3 separate regions of the Homo sapiens genome follow, and all the other regions are linked to region 1. A link is a contact called in ENCODE Hi-C or POLR2A ChIA-PET data. All regions are on one chromosome and are shown on one strand. Each heading gives the region's core, a stretch centred on a gene start or an enhancer-like site at or near the end of the contact. The rest is flanking DNA. Distances are from core to core; before and after follow the strand shown. Region 1 holds the start of DGUOK (deoxyguanosine kinase). Region 2 has its middle 23 kb from the start of ACTG2. Region 3 holds the start of ACTG2 (actin gamma 2, smooth muscle).

Region 1 (4,907 bases), core at 1,276-3,775:
ATCTCTACTGTTGAAGTCAGGCTAATGGTTATCTTTGAGGGATAGTAACTGGCAACGAATATGGGGGATTCTGGAGATGCGGATAATGCTGTTTCTTGATCTGAATCCAGGTAACAGTCATTCCATTTGTGAAAACTTCATTGAACTGTACACTTACAACACATCCTCTTTTCCTCACTGCACAACACATCCTCTTTTCCTCACTACATACTATGCTTTACCATAATTTTTTTTTTTTTTTTTTTTTGAGACGGAGTCTCGCTCTGTCGCCCAGGCTGGAGCACAGTGGCGCGATCTCGGCTCACTGCAAGCTCCGCCTCCCCGGTTCAGGCCATTCTCCTGCCTCAGCCTCCTGAGTAGCTGGGACTACAGGAGCCCACCACCACACTCCGCTTTTTTTTTTTTCTCTCTCTTTAGTAGAGACAGGGTTTCACCATGTTAGCCAGGATGGTCTTGATCTCCTGACCTCGTGATCCGCCCTCGTCAGCCTCCCAAAGTGCTGGGATTACAGGCGTGAGCCACCGCGCCAGGCCACTTCACCATAAAATTTTTAAAAATAATTTTTAGGAGCTCTGTTACTGGTGGAGGGTGCCCAGGTTCTTGACATTTTGAACAAAGAATTGGACAAAACGTACAAAGCAAGGAAACAATGAAGCAACAAAAGCACAGATTTATTGTACATCAAAGAACACTCCTTGCGGTAGGAAGGGCCCAAGCAAGCAGCAATTACAGAATTTTCTGGGGTTTAAATACCTTCTAGAGGTTTCCCATTGGTTACCTGGTGTACACCCTATGTAAATGAAGTAGTGGCCAGCGATCAGTCTGATTGGTTGCAGGAGGGGACCAATCAGAGGCTGAAGTAAAGTTATGAAGTTATACCCCATGCAACTAAAGACTTGGCCTGCCACCAGCCTGACTGATTGCCCGCGGGGACCAGTCAGAGGTACTTTCAATTTTTTATCTGCCACCCAGAAGAGGGATTAGCTTCTGGTCCTTTTGTTACTTGGGCTAGAAAGTTGGGGTTTTCCTTTTGATTTAGTTCTAGGAAGTCAGCCTAAATCGGCCTTAGGTTCCCTGTCTCCAGACCCTATTTTCCTGCCTCGTAGCTTTTAGGAGATTAATGCCTGCCTGCAGACAACTTCCTCATTTAACTTTCACAACACCCCTGAGGCAGCAAGATCCTGGCGAGGCAGAGAGCCTCTCAAGCTTTTTTGGATGAATATTTTCCAAGTCTGAGTTTACATAGGTAAAGAAATGTAAGCAGTTTTTTTTTTGTTTTTTGTTTTGTTTTGTTTTGTTTTGTTTTGTTTTAACAGAAGTGGCTGCTGGAGTGGAGATGGGAATGGGTAGGACTTTAGCCGCTCCAGTAGCCATTAACGCCCCACCCTGGTTATCCTTAAAAAATTCGATTAAAAAAAAAGTTCTTAATATATAAACATGACCTCAGCCATCCTATATATACATCAACATAAGAAAAAGGTCCCGTGCTTTTTATGGGAACAGCTTCAAGACAGGTATCCCAGCCCCCGGCCCCTCCCCAGCCCCCTTGCAATCAGATCCTTGTCTTCTAAAACCTGCCACACCTAAGAGCGCTGCCTGAAGGCCGGTTTGGCCTGTTGACTCCTGGTTTTGACTGTTGGTGATTTAAGCGATTGGAACTGGAAGCACCATTTGACAACATTTTGTAAATCATTACTTCTGAGGTTGTTATGACGACGGGGTGTGGCAGTCCGGCTTCACCTGTGGCAGCAGCTTAGGTCCCTGCCCTCCTGCAGAGCACACTTCACCGACAGCAGGACTCAGGTTTTATACAAGTCTCTACTCGCCATTGCTTACGTCCAAGAACCCAGCCTACCAGGTTTAAACAATTTCCAGTCACATACCTGAGCCACCACCACCTTATCCTGAAGGGATTTTTGGGTATAATGCAAATCGATTGACCGAACATTTATTTACTTATTCAAGACACAAACTAAGAGATGGGGTGTAACTGATTATCTAATTTGTTAATTTAGTCAATAATATGCCAGCATTGTGCAGGGGAATTACAGGGAATAGGAAAAAGTTAAATTTGTGTAAATCATCAGATTGAGTCATTTTCCTACTTTAAAACTTCCATTTTCTTCCGATATTAAAATAAAAACCAGACAACAAGCACCTGGGGGGGGGGAAATCCCCTCTTAAAATTACAATTTCTATTTTTAATTTTGTCTTCAGTTATAAAATTTATTTTAAAGTTATACAAAAATGAAGTGGTTGGATTGTGGAATTACGTCTTTTAAAATGTTATTTGTCCAATGAACAAAAACCACTCGCACCGCAACTCCTTTTACTATCAAATTCTGCACCGTTGCAAAACTTCCTTCACTCAACGCTTCTTTACAAACATCGCGATAGCGGAGCGGTCTCTTGGGCGCACCCCGCCGCATGTTCAACCCCACCCACTTCCTGTCTGACGATCTCCTTACGTCAACGGTGCGCTGGAGCGAGTGAGCAGCGATACCTAGGGCGGAAGTGCTCTCGGCGGAAGTGATCGCTGTGTGAATCGTGGGTGGGATGGCCGCGGGCCGCCTCTTTCTAAGTCGGCTTCGAGCACCCTTCAGTTCCATGGCCAAGAGCCCACTCGAGGGCGTTTCCTCCTCCAGAGGCCTGCACGCGGGGCGCGGGCCCCGAAGGCTCTCCATCGAAGGCAACATTGGTAAGGGCCGGAAAGCGGCTGCCAAGCCTTGGCCTCCGCCACGCAGGCGACAGAGGCTGGGAAAGGAGCTGGGCCCGGAATGGCCTGCGTCTGATGCGGCCGGCCTCTTTTTCTGGGCTGCGAGGAGAGCCTTTCCCCTCGCAAAGTGCACTGTGTATCTTTGCCTCCTTGTTTTTAGGATATCGGGCCTCAGTACCCGCCCACAGGAACATATTTGTTGGGGCATAAAAGCCACGCAGTTAGTGGATAGGACAAGAATTGTATTAGCTGTTTGTAATAGATCGAAATTGAAGCGACAAGCGGGTGCAGTTTATTTGTTCTCCTAGATAGGGTTGCCATATTTAGCAGAAATTAAAAATAATATCCAGTTAAAATAGAATTTAAGATAACGAATAATTTTTAGTGTGTGTCCAATGCAATATTTGGGACATCCTTACAGCAAAACAACAACGAAATCACTCATTGAAAGTTCAAATTTAACTGTGTCCTGTATTTTATCTGGCAACCCTATTCGAAGAGAGTTCCTAAATTTCAGTCGTTCAAATACCACATTCACAATTTTTGCCCTGTGCCTGTGCTAGTTGCATAATAATTTCTTAAGGCTTTTCTTAGAAGAACCTCACTTTTTAAACTTAAAAACATGTATTAAATTAAAAATTATTTTGTTAAAAGAGTGAGATCCAGTATCTTGAATAAAAAGTAGTCAGAAAGCAAAATGAAGGCAAAGCATTTCGATTTAATATTAATAAATTCTGACTTGATACTTTTATCTACCAAGTCACTGAGCCCCTAAAAGGGGCTTAGCAAGTGTTGAGTACTGAAGACGTAGCAGCAAACTGAGAATTTCTTTTTTTATTCATTCAACAAATCACCTTTTGAGCCACTTCCATATGCCAGCACTGTTCTTGGCCTGGAGAATACAGCTGTGAATAGAACAAATAAAAATCTCTGCTCTCATGGAACTCAAGTAGGGAGAGATGGACAATAAACAACATAAATTAAGCAAGGTGAACAATATGTTAGAGAGTAATAAGTATGATGGAGAAAAATTAGGGATGAAGAATTGAGGGAAGTTTTTATTTTATTTTATTTGAGATGGAGTTTTGCTCTTGTTACCCAGGCTGGAGTGCAATGACACGATCTCGACTCACTGCAACCTCTGCCTCCCTGGTTCAAGCGATTCTCCTGCCTCAGCCTCCCGAATAGCTGGGATTAGGGGCACCCGCCACCACACCCAGTTAATTTTTGTTTTGTTAGTAGAGACAGGGTTTCACCATGTTGGCCAGGCTGGTCTCAAACTCCTAACCTCAGGTGATCCGCCTGCCTCGGCCTCCCAAAGTGCTGGGATTATAGGCGTTAGCCACTGCACCTGGCCGAAGTTGTCATTTTAAATAAAATAAGCAAGGCCTCACTGAGAAGGTGACATCTGAGCAAAAAACTGAAGATGAGGGAGCAAATCACGTGGATACCTGGGAGAAGAATCTTCTAGGCAGAGTGAAGAGCAATTGGAAAGGCCCTGAGGTGGAAAGTGTGTTCGGGGAATAGGAGGGAAATCGTTGTGACTGAAGTCGAGTGAGCAAGGATGGGAGGGAAATTAGGGCAAAAGCCCAAGGGGTGGCCAGATTTTATAGGCCTTATCATGGGTTTTTAATCTTACCGAGATGGGTAGCCATTGGAAGGTTTGAGGAGTCAAGTGACAGTTTTACTTAGATTATAAAAAGATCACTGTGGCTGATAACATTGAAAGTGAAGAGTGTTAAGTGGTATTGCAATAATTATAGTATTGTGAAAAGTGAAAGTGGTGAGACGTGATTGGATTCTAGTTATACGTTAACAAAAATTGAGTTACATTTTAAGTAAAATTTAACAGTGGAAGTGGTGAGAAATGATTGGGTTCTAGTTATATTTTAAGATAGGGCCAATTGGATTTGGTGACAGGTTGAATGCAGAGTGTAAGGTAAAGAGAGGGGCCAATGATGACTCCAATTATTTTGACTTGAGTACTTGAAAGATAGACTCCTGATTTTCTTTTATTTCCTCCTCTCCTTCTTCCTCCCCTCCCCTCGCTTCCCCTCCTTTGGTGTGGTCTTGCCCTGTTGCCAGGCTAGAATACAGTGATGCAATTGCATCTCACTGCAGCCTGCCTCCCAGGCTCAAGCCATCCTCCCACCTTAGCCTCTTGAGTAGCTGGATCCACAGGTGTTTGCCA
Region 2 (4,907 bases), core at 1,541-4,040, 57 kb before region 1:
CCTGGGAAGTGGAGGTTGTGGTGAGCCAAGATCACGCCATTGCACTCCAGCCTGGGCAACGAGCGAAACTCCGTCTAAAAAAATAAATAAATAACAATAATAGAAGGTTACCTCTAGAAGAAAGGCAAATGAGAAAAACTACATATATAATCATTCATCTTTTATTTAGAGATGAACGATAATACAATATCACAAATTAAAATTTCTGTAATTTCTACAAATTATACAGAGAAGGAAATTTAGAACTCTAAATGCTTTCATTATTTAAGAAGAAAGAATCAAAAGATATGAATTAAGCATCGGACTCAAATTAGAAAAAGAATAATAAAATATACTAGGAAACCAGGGGGAAAGAAATAAGTACTAAAGCAGAAATTGGCCAGGTGCGGTGGCTTACGCCTGTAATCCCAGCACTTTAGGAGGCCGAGGCGGGTGGATCACCTGAGGTCAGGAGTTCAAGACCAGCGTGACAAACATGGAGAAACCCCATCTTTACTAAAAATACAAAATTAGCCGGCTGTGGTGGCACACGCCTGTAATCCCAGCTACTTGGGAGGCTGAGGCAGGAGAATCGTTTGAGCTCAGGAGGCGGAGGTTGTGGTGAGCCGAGATCACGCCATTGCGCTCCAGCCTGGGCAACAAGAGCAAAACTCTGTCTCAAAAAAAAAAAAAAAACCCAGAAATTAAGTAAATGACATAAGTCATTTTTATGAGCACAATCTCATAAATTGTGTACACACACACACACTTCACATCAAAATCAATAATATAGATGCAAAAATTCTAAATAGAACACTAAAAAAATCATCAATCTAGTAAAGGAATAAAGTATCCTAACTGCCAGCATGTATTATGCATCCTCATGTAGGACTTGCCCATGATTCCACTGCTAGAAAGTGATGAGTCGGATGGCAGCCCAGGTCTACCTGACTCTGAGAGCCCTGAGGCGTTTGGTGATTTTTGTCCCTAGAATGTAATGGTGACCTCATTAAAAGAAATCCACTGATATAATATATCACAGGAGTAGGTCAAAGGAAACAAGCAGAAACAAGAGTCTCTCATAAAAAAAAATTTTTTTAAGATGAAAATCAACATTTATTTTTTATTTTTTAAACTCCCCTAGTAAGGAAAGAAAGGGCCAGGCACAGTGGCATACATCTGTGATCCCAGCGCTTTGGGAGGCTGAGGTGGGCGGATCACTTAAGCCCAGGGATTCGAGACCAGCCTGGGCAACATAGTGAAACCCTGTCTCTACAAAAAACTAGCCAGGCATTGGTGCATGCCTGTGGTCCTAGCTACCCAGTAAGCTGAGGTGGGAGGATCACCTGAGCCCAGGGAGGTCAAGGCTATAGTGAGCTGTGATAGCGCCACTGCACTCCAGCCTGGACGAGGGTGAGAGAGGCCTTGACTCAAAAAAAGAAAAAAAAAGAAAGCAAGAAGCTTCGTTAACATGATAAAATAAATCTTCTAATATATAACACCCAGCGTCATACTTAATAAGCAAACACTGCTGTCAGGGACAAGATAGATCCATTCTAACTACTATTATTGAACAGTGTCCTGAAAGGATAATCTAACCAATGCAGTGAAGCAGGATAAAGAGTATACTACTGGAAAGCAGACAGGTTTGGGCTACAAGCTAAGTATCTACCTAGAAATCTGAAGATAATAAATTCTGAAAAATGGTCAGACCTATTAAGAGAAAGGCACAACGATGTTCACTAAAAGATACATTTTAAAACTTTGAAAATAGCTTTTCAGTACAGGTAATAGCCATTTGTGATTGGGGGAAAAAAAATCTAATTCAGCACATAGCAACTAAAAATATAAAATACTTTGGAACAAAGTTAACAGGAAATGTGCAAGCCTCATATGAAGAAAACCAGTAAGCTTTTCAGAGGAACATGAAGAAAATAAATGGAAAGACAGGCACACTATCGGTATTCTATGAGAGAAAGACAATGTTTTAATTTTAAAGATGCTACGTCTTCTTTAATCCAAAAATTTAAATGCAAGTCTGCTAAAAAGTATCATTTTTTAACTTGAAAGATTATTCTAAAATTAATCTGAGATATGTGAAATAACATTTAAAAATTGAAAGAAAAAAAGAATTTTGGGGGAAATTTATTACCAGATAATGCTTATTATAAACCTATGCTAAATGACGAGTTAATGGGTGCAGCACACCAACATGGCACATGTATACATATGGAACAAACCTGCACATTGTGCACATGTACCCTAAAACTTAAAGTATAATAATAATAAAACTTTAAAAAATAAAAATAAAAAATAAACCTATAAGTTAAAGTAATTTGATACTGACCGAGGACTAGATTAAGAATCAGCAAACTTTATTGTTGAAGGAAGTAAGACTTAGAAGAGTTTAAGTTGACCAAGGCCACAGAACTCCAAATGAATAGTGTCAGACTTTCAAACCCACACTCAACCACACTGTAATGCTGCCTTCCTAAAATATACATTAATACATGTATTCAGAAAAACTATGAATAAGAAGTACCTAAAAATATTAATATTAGTTATCTGTAGGTGATAGAATTATGGGATGACTGTTCATTTTTCCCCCATATCCTTTTTCGAATTTCTTCAAATGTACTACAAAGAACATGTATTGCTTTTATAATTGGACAAAAAGGACAATACCTTCTATTTTCAGAAACCGAAACTTCATTGCCCCTTCAATGTGGGAATCCAGCCAGACCCTATTCTTGGACAGCATCAGTGAAAGGGGCTTGGGAAAGCTCTTGGGCGTAGCAGCAGAGGCATGTCATATATGGAAACCTTCCATGAGGGTGACCTCACCACTGGAACCCGTTCAACATAAACCTTGCTGCAAGAACTAGCAGAGCTCTTTGGACAAAACGTGGTGAGTGGAGAGCTGAGAAAGAACTGACCTAAAGAAGAGAGAAGTGCTGGTCTTACAGCATGAAGAAGTCCTGGGTACCCATCTGGGCTTAGCAGGCCTCCTTTATGATCTATTCCTAGAGAAGGATTACTTTTCCCAACCTCAGCCTCCTTCAAAGAAGAACTCCCACCGTGGCCCAGGGTTATTTCTGTCTTTTTTTCTGGACTTGCGTTAGAATGTAGGATGTTTCTTGTGTTGGACAAATCATAATGGGTTATTGGTGGGTGACAGAAGTGAAAACATTACCTAGACTAAAGGAAGTAACACTATTCTTAGATATCCCTCCATAATTCCCTATGGTTAGCTTCCCTATCCCCAGCAGCCTCCTCTCTTCACCCCATTTTGCCTTCAAAAAAGTGAATGGCATCATATCAAAGCACAATTCCATCAAAATATTTCCATGCCACCTGCAGCACCAGGCCCTGTGCCACGTTGAACAGCTCTTAACACCCTGCTTGCCACACTTAGACACCTGTGTCTAGAACTTTTCTCACACAGCCTAGTATACACCTTTCCCATGTTGTAGGAGGGTTTAAATTTTATTTTATATTATTTTTAGTAGAGACGGGAGTCTCACTTTGTTGTCCAGGCTGGCCTTAAGCTCCTGGCCTCAAGCAATTCTCCCACCCCAGCCTTCCAAAGCGCTGGGATTACAGGTGTGAGCCACTGTGCCTTGGCCAAGAGTTTAAAATTATTTTTAATTGAACCATAGTAAATGCAGGATAAGTTTACACAAATATTTTGGTTCTCAGCCACAGTGTTGTTCTGTAAGCACAGGGCCTATGATTATGGCCTTTGAGACTTCAGCTGGCCTATGAGGAAACCACATAATGAAAATAGAACCCTGTTAGTTAAAATTCTTTTAATTGCGGCCGGGCGTGGTGGCTCATGCTTGTAATCCCAGCACTTTGGGAGGCTGAGGTGGGTGGATCACCAGAGATCAGGAGTTCAAGACCAGCCTGTCCAACATAGTGAAACCCCGTCTCTACGAAAAATACCAAAAAAAATTAGCCAGGCGTGGTGGTGGGTGCCTGCAATCCCAGCTACTCAGGAGGCTGAGACAGGAGAATCACTTGAACCCGGGAGGCAGAGGTTGCAGTGAGCCGAGATCGCATCACTACACTCCAGCCTGGGCAACAGAGTGAGACTCCGTCTCAAAAAAAAAAAAAAAAATTCTTTTAATTGCACTGACAGAAAACTCAATTAAAACTGGTGTTCAGGTACAGCTGGATCCAGTGTCCATTGTCATCAAGGCTAATTTTTTATTCATCTCTAGGCTCTTCTATGCTTAATGTTTGTTCATTTAATTGGGTTTTTCAATGAGGTAGCTTTGACAGCTAGAAGGTTATAGCCTATTGCCTTGGTAAACTCAGCAAGAAAAAAACTTTTTTTTTGAAACAGAGGCTCGCTGTGTCACCCAGGCTGGAGTGCAGTGGCGTGATCTCAGCTCACCGCAACCTCTACCTCCTGGGTTCAAGTGATTCTTCTGCCTCAGCCTCCTGAGCAGCTGGGATTACAGGCGCACACCACCATGCCTGGCTAATTTTTGTATTTTTTTTTTAGTATAGACGGGGTTTCACCATGTTGGCCAAGCTGGTCTCAAACTCCTGACCTCAAGGGATCCACCCGCCTAGACCTCCCAAAGTGCTGGGATTACAGACGTGAGCCACCTCATCTGGCCAAGAAAAAGAACTTTTTAGTTCAACAGTTTCAACACAATATTTGGAATTGAGATATTGGGTCATGGCTTTGGTCATGACTTCATCCTTGAACCAATCACTCTGACCAGGAGGATGGAATATTAGCCAGGCCTGGATCATGTACCCATAACCCATCTACGCCACATGCACTGAGAGTGGGGCAGCATTCATTTCCAAAGAAGAATGGTGGTGGCAGAAGGGGAAGTAGATGCTGGGCAGGCAAAGGCAACAGATGTCCACCATGCATGCCTAGAAGAAAAAAGTGCTGTTAGCTTTAGATA
Region 3 (4,907 bases), core at 1,244-3,743, 34 kb before region 1:
GATTAGAAGAAAGCTCACTCTGTGAAACAACCCTTACTCTGAGAAGGGAAAGGATGACCCCTCTAAACCCATGATCAGGTCAAGGGTGATTGGCACCCTGTCCCTGCCCTGGCCTCATTCCCACACAAGAAGAGAGAATCAGAGGGGGAGCTTATGACCCTGTCACTTAGCGTTGAGCTACCTGCCTCGGCCAGTTGGGACTGCGAGCACTCTGTCCATGCTGGGACAGCTCACACCTCATCCACTGCCACCTTCTATGCAGCACAGCTCCGGAAAGGGAGCCCTCTTCCCTCCAGAATCCCCAGTGAGGGTTTTCTAGGAACTTGAAAAGCTCAGGAAGCTTTCCACAGGCCTGGAATTTAGACTTAGGCACTAAACACGCAGGCCAGTGATCAAATGATGAGTAAGTGAACCTCACAATGACAACAGTGTTCCTTCTCCACAGGGAACAACTGCAGGTCCTCAAGGAAAGTGTTTTTAAATCTTTCCTCTGGGCTGTCTCAGCAGAGGACACTCCTCATTCACACCATCTCCTGCCTCAATTTTCAGTTAATGAGGAAGCCAGACCTGTACCAAGCCATTGCACCAGGTGACCCAAAACCACCTGGAACTCCCTGTGCGTTTAGCAGGGATGCAATGCATGCTTCTTCTATTGAAGCGGGGGTATCCTGGGCACCGGGTGGGGAAAGTTTAAGAAACACAGATGGCTGAGGCCTATTCACTGAGTTTCTGTTTCAATAGGGCTAGGTGACACCTGAGAATCTGCATTGTGAGCACATTCCCATATCATGCTGCTGCTGCACTCTGGTGGTCCCCATGCTTTGGGAACCTCTGTGTTGAAGACGAAGCAGAGTCAGGAAGGCCAGTCAGGAAGCTGCGCCCCACTCCAGGCCAGATAGGACTGGAGCCTGAGGCAGCGCAGGCCAGCAGGGATTGAGGGAGGACACAGAGCTGAGGGGCATTTCTGGTCGGGGGAGCACCAGGCTGTGGTGCCCAGGTGGTTGTGGGAGCATGAGGGAGACACAGGGTTCTAGACTGACTGACTTCTAGCTTGAAGGGCCGAGGGGTGGACTTGGAAGTTGGCAACCCAGGAGGCACAGCAGCTTTGAGGGTAGGGAAGAAGGGTTCAGTTTTAGACAGGATGAGTTTGAAGAGCTGGAGAGTCATCTGGATTGGGATGTCCAATAGGCAATTGATCATTTTAGTCTGGATCAGGGTGAGGGAGGGGGACCATGAGAATGTGGAGTTGAAAGTAATACTGCAGAGCTGGTAGCTGATAATGTGGGAAATGAACCAGCTACCTAGGGATAGTACATGAATTACACAAAGAAGAGCAATCATCAGCCAGCCATGGTGGCTCACACCTGTAATCCCAGCACTTTGGGAGACCAAGGTGGAGGGATTGCTTGAATCCAGGAGTTCAAGATCGAGACCCTGTCTAATTAAAAACAAAACAAACAAACAAAAAGAAGTCCAGGCGTAGTGGCTCACACCTGTAGGCCAAGGCAGGTGGATCACGAGGTCAGGAGCTCGAGACCAGCCTGGCCAACATGGTGAAACCCTGTCTCTACTAAAAATACAAAAATTAGCTGGGCATGGTGGCAGGTGCCTGTAATCTCAGCTACTCAGGAGGCTAAGGCAGGAGAATTGTTTGAACCTGGGAGGCGGAGGTTGCAGTGAGCCGAGATTGCACCAATGCACTCCAGCCTGGGGGATAGGGCGAGACTCTATCTCAAAAAAGAAAAAGAAGCAGCTCAAGAATCACAGGACTGTGGAAAATCCTACAGGCCAAGAGTCTTGTTAGGTGTGCCTCAACCCTGAAGCAGGTCCCTCAGTCTGCAGATATTTAGAGATATTTAAAGGAAAACCAGGAAGGAGCCAAGAGAGAATGAAGCCTAAGGTGTCCTGAGACCCTCAGAGAACTCAGCCCAAGGGTTAGGAGCTTGTGTCAAGGTGCAGCAGGTGAGTAGGGCACGCAGGATTTCTTTCCTGGGTACGGAAGGCATTTCTCTTCAGCTTTCATTGGTCCCAGGCTCGTGCCAGACAAGGCATGATTGCACCCATTTTGGGGACAGTGCCTGGGCGTCCCAGGCAGACCCAGGGGCCGCATGCAGCAGGGCCTGAGGAGGGAGGTGTGGACGGAGGAGGCCCGCTGCCATTCTTGGTATGGTTCTCACTCCAGGAGCACAGCTGCATCTGGTCTCACTCTGGGCAGCTTATAAGGCCTGGTGTGAGTTTTGTTTATGCAAGTGCAGCATAAAAGGAACAAATCTACCAGCACCGGGGCTGTTGCCACTGAGTCCTTTTGCATACATTTTTCAAATGATAACTCACTCTACCCACCCCCCTTCCCTACCCCCAAGGCGATTTATTGAAAAAACCACCTTATATGGTAATATTGCTAACACACCGTCAGCTGGCCTTTTTAGGGACTTTGTTTAAAGAAGATCCGCCTCTGGGGTTTTATATTGCTCTGGTATTCATGCCAAAGACACACCAGCCCTCAGTCACTGGGAGAAGAACCTCTCATACCCTCGGTAAGTACTGTACGGCTTTTGCCACCTCTTCCTTTCCGGGGCTGCCTGGCCTCCTGGGTGCGGGAGGTGCCTCCAGATTGGCCTGGCTTCTGTGACGCTGGCCCAGATCACACACCAGAGCCCTTGGTGGGCAGCGGCACCTGCAAGCATACTGCAGCCTGCTGAGAAAAGGCGTATCTGGCCATGGGACATCCTGGGGCAGGGGCAGCTTGGAACCGTGCTCCCTGCCTCAGAATGGGGACTGGCGGGATATAATGCCTGCAGTCTCTACTAGCCCTGCTCCCCAGGGCCAGTGCAGATCCACACCCTGATGTCCTTTGTCTTGGGTTAGAATGTCTGGGAGGCTGTTTTAGGGGATCATATACTTTGCAGAAAAGCAGCTTTTCAGAATACTTGAGTCAAAGCCAACAGTGGTCCTGGTGTCTGTGAGCTGTTTAGTCCATGAAATGTCTGTGCTGGGAATGGGAGGGTATTTTCTTCAGGTCCCCTGTGGGTCTCTCTGTCCTCTGATCTGTGCTTGGCTGAGGAGAATGGAGGGTTTCTGCAGTCCTTGAAGGCTCTAGGATCATTGGGGGATGGAGAAAATTCCACTTGCCCTGTGGCATCGTGAGGTTTCAGGGTAGAAGGAACTTGGGACCCATCTAGTTCATTCTCCTCTGATGAGGACATTGAGGCCTAGAGACGTACAGCCACTCATCCAAAAGACTCACACCCAACTGTGACCCATTTGCAGATGTCATTACTCCCCCCAACCCACCCAACACACACACAACACATGCACAAAGAATTAAGAGGAAGATGAGATGAAGGGGCCACTTCTATGTTTGGCATCAGAATTCACTAGCATCTCTTCACAGGTGAGGCAGGCTGGGTGTGGCAGTGCAGGCCTTGAAGGCAGACTGTCAGGCTAACCAAGTTACTGAGCGACCTCAGCTTCCTCACCTGTAAAATGGGGGCAAGAATAATAATATCTACTTGGCGATGGTGTGAGGATTAAACGAGAGAATGCGTATATACAGCACTCAGCTCAAGGCTGTCAGGGCCCGGCCCTGAGTTCTCAAACTTTAAGAATCACCTGGAGTGCTTGTTAAAACACAGATTGCCCCATGCCCCACCCCAGATTCTGATTCCAGTAGGCCGAGATATGGCCTGATACTTGGAATTCCTAACAAGCTCCCAGGCGACACTGAAGCTGCTGGTCTGGGACCACACTTTGTACAGGGAGGCTCTAAGTGCTCACTTTGATTACTTGAATGTGGGTTTGGACTCTGATACTAACCCTTGGGCTGAAAAGAGGAAGAGCTTCCTGTGACAGAGAGGGATGGGTGCTGGAGAAACTGCAATGAACAGTAAGATCCTACATGCCAGGCCTGAGAAAAGGGGATGGGCCGTGTGACATCATGACCTTGGGGCGAGATATCTTTCCTCTTTCCCCTTGTTCATTCTGCCAACATTTATTGAGCACTTATTATGGGCCAGGCACTGTCTCTGCTCCTTAGGGACAGTGGAGAGGCTTCTGCAGTTACTGGAAGAGACAGATAAACAGATGAGAACCATGGAGCAAATAAGTACACGAAAGGGGTAAAGGCCAGGAGGAGCCCATCACTCAACCCAGGAGTTATCAGGGAAGACTTCCTGGAGGAAGAGGTGCCTGAGCTTGGTCCTGAAGTAAGGACCAAGCTTGGTCCTTCCTGGTAAAGAGGAAGCATGGTCTTTGGGACTCAAGTGGCTCAATTCCACTGAATTTAGATAGCAAGGCAGGAATCAGGTAAAACTAAATTCAGAGGGGTCCGCAGGGCTGGATTACAAGGGCTTTAGACTCTAAAGGATCAGGCTATGGGGAGCCATGGAAGGGTTTTAATCTGGAGGGTATCTGTTGAAGGGGCTGCTTTGGCAGCTGTGAGGAGAGTGGACTGGAACAGGGCAAGAGCGCTACTGCAGCATGCGGTGGTCCTGAGCTGGTGGCATGGGTGCCGTGCAGGTAGAAGTAAGAAGGGCTGGTGATAGGTTGGGAGGGAAGAGGGCGGCACCAGGGCATTGGGCATGGGCTCAGGGTGGGTGGTGTGAGTCTGTGAGGGCAGCTCCGGGCAGAGGCTGCTGATGAGGAGAGCAGTCCTGGAGGTGTGGAGTTGGGGTGCCAGGGGGGTTTTGGTGGGGGAGATGCACGGCAGGCTCTGCAGGCCTAGAGCTCAAGAGAGGGGTCTGGACAGGAGCAGAGCCAGGGGAGTGAATGGAAGTCCGGGTAAGAGCCAGAAGATAAGGCACCCACGACAGATTGTGGAGGATCCAAAATATTACTCAGCAGAGTTGTTTTTAATTGAACTCATGTATATATAGAACCTAGTGAAGATATCCTGAAGTTAATTAGAG

Evidence for each region. A loop is a pair of places that touch in the nucleus more often than their neighbours do. ChIA-PET counts read pairs that join two places held with the same protein, here RNA polymerase II (POLR2A). Pooled maps may share reads with other maps.
Region 2: a map of ascending aorta shows a loop between it and region 1 (4-fold over the local background). The contact joins the enhancer-like site here to the promoter of DGUOK in region 1. A Hi-C loop is called at or near these places in 3 of 168 maps with a recorded cell type or tissue (Right ventricle myocardium inferior, ascending aorta and heart right ventricle) and 16 of 50 pooled maps. POLR2A ChIA-PET finds 5 or more read pairs at or near these places in 8 of 52 experiments (BJ, HEK293, MCF 10A and 4 more).
Region 3: a pooled map shows a loop between it and region 1 (2.3-fold over the local background). The contact joins the promoter of ACTG2 here to the promoter of DGUOK in region 1. A Hi-C loop is called at or near these places in 1 of 168 maps with a recorded cell type or tissue (natural killer cell) and 13 of 50 pooled maps. POLR2A ChIA-PET finds 5 or more read pairs at or near these places in 13 of 52 experiments (AG04449, AG04450, BJ and 9 more).

What each region holds. Positions count from the first base shown.
Region 1 is chr2:73,924,355-73,929,261 of GRCh38, forward strand. DGUOK (deoxyguanosine kinase) reads left to right here and starts at 2,526. Exons shown (of 7, transcript NM_080916.3): 1 at 2,526-2,698. The coding sequence starts at 2,557. RefSeq lists an enhancer at 2,558-2,827.
Region 2 is chr2:73,867,466-73,872,372 of GRCh38, forward strand. It overlaps a transcript of STAMBP not described here. Among named protein-coding and RNA genes, the nearest start is that of ACTG2, 23 kb to the right of the region's middle. Within about 2 kb of position 2,791, at least 10 of the 41 ENCODE cell types and tissues checked have a DNase peak (open chromatin) inside an H3K27ac peak, as active enhancers do; they include ascending aorta and heart right ventricle, where a contact is called at or near this core.
Region 3 is chr2:73,890,515-73,895,421 of GRCh38, forward strand. ACTG2 (actin gamma 2, smooth muscle) reads left to right here and starts at 2,494. Exons shown (of 9, transcript NM_001615.4): 1 at 2,494-2,537. RefSeq lists an enhancer at 1,570-2,383.